2 separate regions of the Homo sapiens genome follow, and region 1 is linked to region 2. A link is a loop called in an ENCODE intact Hi-C map of the cell type or tissue named here. Cell type or tissue: sigmoid colon. All regions are shown on one strand. Links, peaks and the distances in the headings refer to the core of each region. The heading gives the core; the rest is flanking DNA.

Region 1 (2,913 bases), core at 178-2,677, 640 kb after region 2:
CCTGCAGTGGGCAGTTGTGAGAATGAGGCACGATGGGGAGGACAGCAAGGGGCAGAGTGCTGACCTCCCTCCTGTTGGCTCTCAGGTACTGGAACTCCTTGAGCAACCTGGTGGCATCCTTGCTGAACTCTGTGCGCTCCATCGCCTCCCTGCTCCTTCTCCTCTTCCTCTTCATCATCATCTTCTCCCTCCTGGGGATGCAGCTCTTTGGAGGAAAGTTCAACTTTGATGAGATGCAGACCCGGAGGAGCACATTCGATAACTTCCCCCAGTCCCTCCTCACTGTGTTTCAGGTATGGACTCTTCTCTGCTGGGATTCGGACTCGGGGTGGTTGAGTGGCGGGGTGGTGGGAGGAGTGTGGGAAGCTGCACCCTTTTACCGGGCAGCCACAGCCATCCTAGATCAGCCCTGGAGAGCCCATGCCCGGGAGAGTCTTGAGTTTTTTCTGTAGTTTCCCTGTCCCCATCTGCCATGGAATTCCACTAGTGGGTGGACCATTAGGGGAAACAATATAAGTGGTTTAAAAATGCCTTCTCAGGAGAATCTCTTGAACCCAGGAGGCAGAGGTTGCAGTGAGCCAAGATTGCACCACTGCACACTCTAGCCTAGGTGACGGAGCAAGACTCCGTCTCAAATAAAAAAAAAAAAAATCGTTCTTATCCATGGAATCCTTTACTTAAATTCTCCATGAAAGCCCAAAACATAAAGAAAAGCAGACTGCTCTTACTGGGGGAGGGGAGGGTGACGAAACCCTGGCTTTCCTACCATGCTTGTCTCTTGAAAAAAATATTACTAGCCCATCAAATTTGTGATTTCATAGATATTTTGGCTTAGGGCAAACTCAAAGTGGCATCTATTTAAGTTTAAAAGCAGATCGATTGAGAGGTAAAAATGAATCACATGTAGATGTTGTCAAAGTCTTGAAGATGATGCCCCAGTGACGAATGTTTGGGGAAAGCTGGTGTAGCCTGTGGCTGTCTCAGCAAACACACAACTGCAAAAGGGTCCTGACGCCTTACCCCCAGGAATGGCTGACGGTCAGCTCAAGCATGTGTGGGGAAAGTCAGAGATCTTTGGGCCAAAAAGCCCTTTTAGTCACCCTTCAAATAATATTATGCCAATAGCCAGGCATTTTGTCTAAGGACAGTTCAATAGCTCAGAGCCCCTGGGGAGGAGAATTGGGGGCCAGGAGGAGGGAAAGAAGTGAAAGGGAAATTTTGGACAATTTTGTTGACGTAGTGGGGCAGGGCAGGGTGGTTTTGGGTTTGCTGTTGGTCTAACGCTGTGTCCCTTATTGGTGGGAATGTGTCATTCAGATCCTGACCGGGGAGGACTGGAATTCGGTGATGTATGATGGGATCATGGCTTATGGCGGCCCCTCTTTTCCAGGGATGTTAGTCTGTATTTACTTCATCATCCTCTTCATCTGTGGAAACTGTATCCTTTGCTGCTGCCCCCCACCCCTGCGGCCCCCAGCCCCCAGCCTGCAGCACAGTGCCAAACGGGCACGCCCCTCAGGTCCGGGCGGTCCTGCTCGGGCTCACACCACCCAGCCTAGAACCCCATGGCGGCGGAGGTGGGTCTGGGTGGAAACCTGCAGCTTTGGCATGGGTGAGGTTCACCTTCCTGAACCCTCCGGGCCCGCAGCGGCGCCGCGCTCCGGGCGGGCTGTCGCCGTAATCTGGGTGAGCGGCGCCCCCTGGCGTTGCGGCGTGTGCGGCCACTCACACCGCCTGCGATAGGGACGCGCGGGAGCGGGCCGGCTGCCCTGGGGCCGCGGCGTCTGCTCAGAGGCGGGACGCTCCGGGAGGGAGGATGAGCCGTTGTCCTTCAAGTGACCTTCAGCTCTCCTCCTGCTTTTTGGTCAGCAGCCCTCTCTCTGATGCTGCTCTCCAGGACTTTAGTCACGGGCAGAGCTGCACAGACTTCAAACAGCCCCAAAAGCTCCTTCCTGATCCCGGCTGGGGCAGGTTTCCAGGGCACAAGCCACGGGTGCTGCTTCTCTTCCCCAGCTCATAACCCCGAGAGAGTCACGTCCAGAGCCAGGGGTAACATAGGAACAGCTCTGGGCCAAGTCCCAGCTAAGGCAGTGCAGAAAACACAGTCATGGAAGCCTGCAGACAAGGTTTCCTCTTTTCCCAGCTGGATGACCTCTTGCAGATTGAAGGTCCTCTACCTCAGTGTCTGTAAAATGTGGCAATGGAATCATAGAACCTACTACATAAAGGGTCGTTGGGAGTTTTCATGGGATCATGCATGCAAGGCCTCTGCCACATTCAGAAGCCACCCTGGACAAAGCCCCTCTTCCCCAGCCTGGGTTGCTGCGGCTTCCCTGTGTGTGAAATGATATGAATGTCTGGGTGCCTGGGGCCGGGGGTCAGACTTCACAGACTTAAAGCCCCCTTCCAGCTATGCTTTCGTTGATTCTGCAGTTCTCTGACCCACAGTGTTTCTGTTGGTGGAGTGGGGAGGAGAAAGGGCAAAGAACTGTCTCCACTGGGAACTCCCAAGCCTTGGCTGGCTCCAGATGGACCCTCCAAGGGTCTTCGTGGGTGCAGGCTCACATTAAGAGTTGGCAGAGATACCAAGCCACCCCCTCAGCGCCCAGTTATAATAAACCGCTCTTAAGAGCGTTCTGCATCCTGCTAGAGACAATGCTGTTTATAATGTCAATTACAGCCAGTCATCTCAGCAGGGAAAGCAATCATGAAACCCAGCAATTAAAGTGCAAGGCAGGGCTTGCTGCCTCCCTCCCGCCTGCTCCAGTGTGCAGGCTAGCCTGTTCTCATCCCTCTTGATAGCTCCAGGTAGCTAGGAGGGTGATGGGGAGGAAGGGGAGGGGAGGAACACTGTTGGGGTCTGACTCCCTCAAATTGCTTCCCCCTCAAGCTCTCTCTGCTGAGGAGCTCTAC
Region 2 (2,913 bases), core at 134-2,633:
AACTGATATTCTTTCTGTTTTATTTACTCGGTTCTGAAGCAAAAGAATAAATATTTCATGAAATTAGCCATTTGCTACTGCAAATACGTTAGGAACATTAAGTATGGAATTCATCTCTCCTTAGCTAGCGAAGCAACTCTAAACATGTAATTAAGATCAAAGATACATTGTTAAGGTTGCCAGCAGTTAATCAGATCATTGATTTTGCCCCATTTTTGTGCATGTATCGCTGAGGCAAGCACTACGATCACTGACTTTGAATCCAGCAGTTAATCAGATCATTGATTTTGTCCCATTTTTGTGCATGTATCGCTGAGGCAAGCACTATGATCACTGACTTTGAATAACAGATCCAAGTGTGTCTCTGTCCTCGCCCTGTTCTCCTTATAAGAATATTGAGATACCATATATGCAATTATTAATTTCAAGTGTTTTGTGAAAACTTTGCATGGTTTATCACTATGTTAGATGTTGTAGGAGATACCAACGAAACAAAAGAACTCACCCCTTCCTAAATGTTGGAGGGTAACACAGCAGACTCCTCGCCAAGGTCTGGCACATAACAGGGGTTCAGTAACAGTCAATCCCTTTTCCACCCACCCTTTCTCTTCACAAGAAAAAGCACCCTCCTGCGGGAGAGTAGGGGAGGTGGTGTTCTAACAATGCTTTCACTCGATGCTGTGGCTGAACAAAGGTCTAGAGCTTAAAGTCCAAGCCCAGGTCTCAGAAACGGTAGGGAAACCTGTTTTCCTCACGCTTCCATTTTATGAACTATAAAATGAGAATAAAACACCTGTCGGCTGTGCAGTAATCGAAGATCTTTTTATTATCCGAGAATAAGAAGTGCTATTGAAACGCAAAGCTTTATTTATTACAAATACTCAGCAGGGACGAATTCCCATAGATACTCTTAACAACTTGGCAGGGGCTCTTCTGACTCCTTCCAAGATTAAGCTCCTCATCTCTGCGAACATAAAACTCGATCTGCTACACAGCTTGCAGATCATGACGCCCTGAACATCACAGTGACAATCTCCTGTGCCCTCCGCCTCAGCGTGTTCTGCTAAGGGTGATATACTATCCATTCGGAAGCTTAGGCGGGCACATCCTGCTGCTTCATGGGCTGGGATGGATGAAGTGTTGCTGGAAATCTGGGCCATTTGTCAACTCCTAGAACATCTATCCTCTAGAAACTAGCTATAAATACCTTTAGAAATAACTTCCTTCAAAGGATTGGGTAAAACATGCCAACTGGGTTTTTACAAATGAAAGGTTTACTTTGTCTGGTAAAAGAAAACCGTCGTTACTTCCAAAGGCTCATTAAAGCCTTTGTAGGTTAACTTGTGGGACGACACTGCCACCTGGTGGTCGGCGTGCACTGTGCGCACGGAGCTCCCCAATGGAAGTTACACACTGCTCAAAGAACCACCAGACTTATTAATAAAGAACTAAGCTCTGAGAACAGCCCTTCTCACAGAGACACTGATTCTTCTGAAGTGGCTCCATACATTTAAGGAAACATACTAAGCTTGGCATTTACTGAGTGACCTAAGCAAAGAATTTTCCTACCCGCTCAATTCTTAGTACCAGGTGTACTGAAGGACGTGATTTCTAAAAGCAAAACAAAACAAAAACACTTGAAAGGCAGGCCTGGTGGTGACAAAATCTCTCAGCATTTGCTTGTGTGTAAAGGATTTTATTTCTCCTTCGCTTATGAAGCTTAGTTTGGCTGGATATGAAATTCTGGGTTGAAAATTCTATTCTTTTTTTTTTTTTGAAACGGAGTCTCGCTCTGTCGCCCGAGTAGCTGGGACTACAGGCGCCCTCCATCATGCCCGGCTAATTTTTTGTATTTTTAGTAGAGACAGGGTTTCACCGTGTTAGCCAGGATGGTCTCGATCTCCTGACCTCGTGATCCACCTGTCTCAGCCTCCCAAAGTGCTGGGCTTACAGGTGTGAGCCACCGCGCCTGGCCCCTGAAAATTCTATTCTTTAAGAATGTTGAATGTTGGCCCCCACTCTCTTCTGGCTTGTAGGGTTTCTGCAGAGATATCCACTGTTAGTCTGATGGGCTTCCCTTTGTGGGTAACTTGACCTTTCTGGCCTCCCTTAACATTTTTTCCTTCATTTCAACCTTGGTGAATCTGAAAATTATGTGTCTTGGGGTTGCTCTTCTCGAGGAGTATCTTTGTGGTGTTCTCTGTATTTCCTGAATTTGAATGTTGGCCTGCCTTGCCAGGTTGGGGAAGTTCTCCTGGATAATATCCTGAAGAGTGTTTTCCAACTTGGTTCCATTCTCCCCATCACTTACAGGTACACCAATCAAATGTAGGTTTGGTCTTTTCACATAGTCCCATATTTCTTGGAGGCCTTGTTCATCCTTTTCATTTTTTTCTCTAATCTTGTCTTCACGCTTTATTTCATTAAGTTGATCTTCAATCTCTGATATCCTTTTTTCTGCTTGATCAATTCGGCTACTGATACTTATGTATGCATCACGAAGTTCTCGTGCTGTGTTTTTCAGCTCCATCAGGTCATATATGTTCTTCTCTAAACTGGTTATTCTAGTTAGCAGTTCCTGTAACCTTTTTTCAAGGTTCTTAGCTTCCTTGCATTGGGTTAGAACATGCTCCTTTAGCTTGGAGGAGTCTGTAACGACCCACCTTCTGAAGCCTACTTCTGTCAATTCATTCTCCATCCAGTTTTGTTCCCCTGCTGGCGAGGAGTTGTGATCCTTTGGAGGAGAAGAGGCATTCTGGTTTTTGGAATTTTTAGCCTTTTTGCACTGTTTTTTCCCCATCTTCGTGGATTTATCTTTGACACTGATGACCTTCGGATGGGGTTTTTGCGTGGACGTCCTTTTTGTTAATGTTGATGGTATTCCTTTCTGTTTGTTAGTTTTCCTTCTAACAG

The links. Hi-C counts contacts between places; a loop is a spot of excess contacts. Peaks named below come from ENCODE experiments on the same cell type or tissue, not always from the same donor. Only the 100,000 strongest peaks of a DNase experiment are listed, where the experiment ranks them.
Region 1: a loop joins it to region 2, with 2.0 times the contacts of the local background. A loop is called at or near these places in 7 of 110 quality-filtered maps.

What each region holds. Positions count from the first base shown.
Region 1 is chr12:2,581,505-2,584,417 of GRCh38, forward strand. It overlaps CACNA1C (calcium voltage-gated channel subunit alpha1 C), which reads left to right. Exons shown (of 47, transcript NM_000719.7): 14 at 86-293; 15 at 1,318-1,438. Among named protein-coding and RNA genes, the nearest start is that of CACNA1C-AS2, 89 kb to the right of the region's middle. In sigmoid colon, for the core only: a CTCF peak has its summit at 1,704 (motif pointing left); a DNase peak (open chromatin) is centred at 1,727; H3K4me3 peaks cover 566 bases.
Region 2 is chr12:1,938,827-1,941,739 of GRCh38, forward strand. It overlaps a transcript of DCP1B not described here. Among named protein-coding and RNA genes, the nearest start is that of LINC00940, 3.7 kb to the left of the region's middle. In sigmoid colon, for the core only: a CTCF peak has its summit at 1,377 (motif pointing left); DNase peaks (open chromatin) are centred at 1,067 and 1,375; H3K4me3 peaks cover 242 bases; H3K27ac peaks cover 546 bases.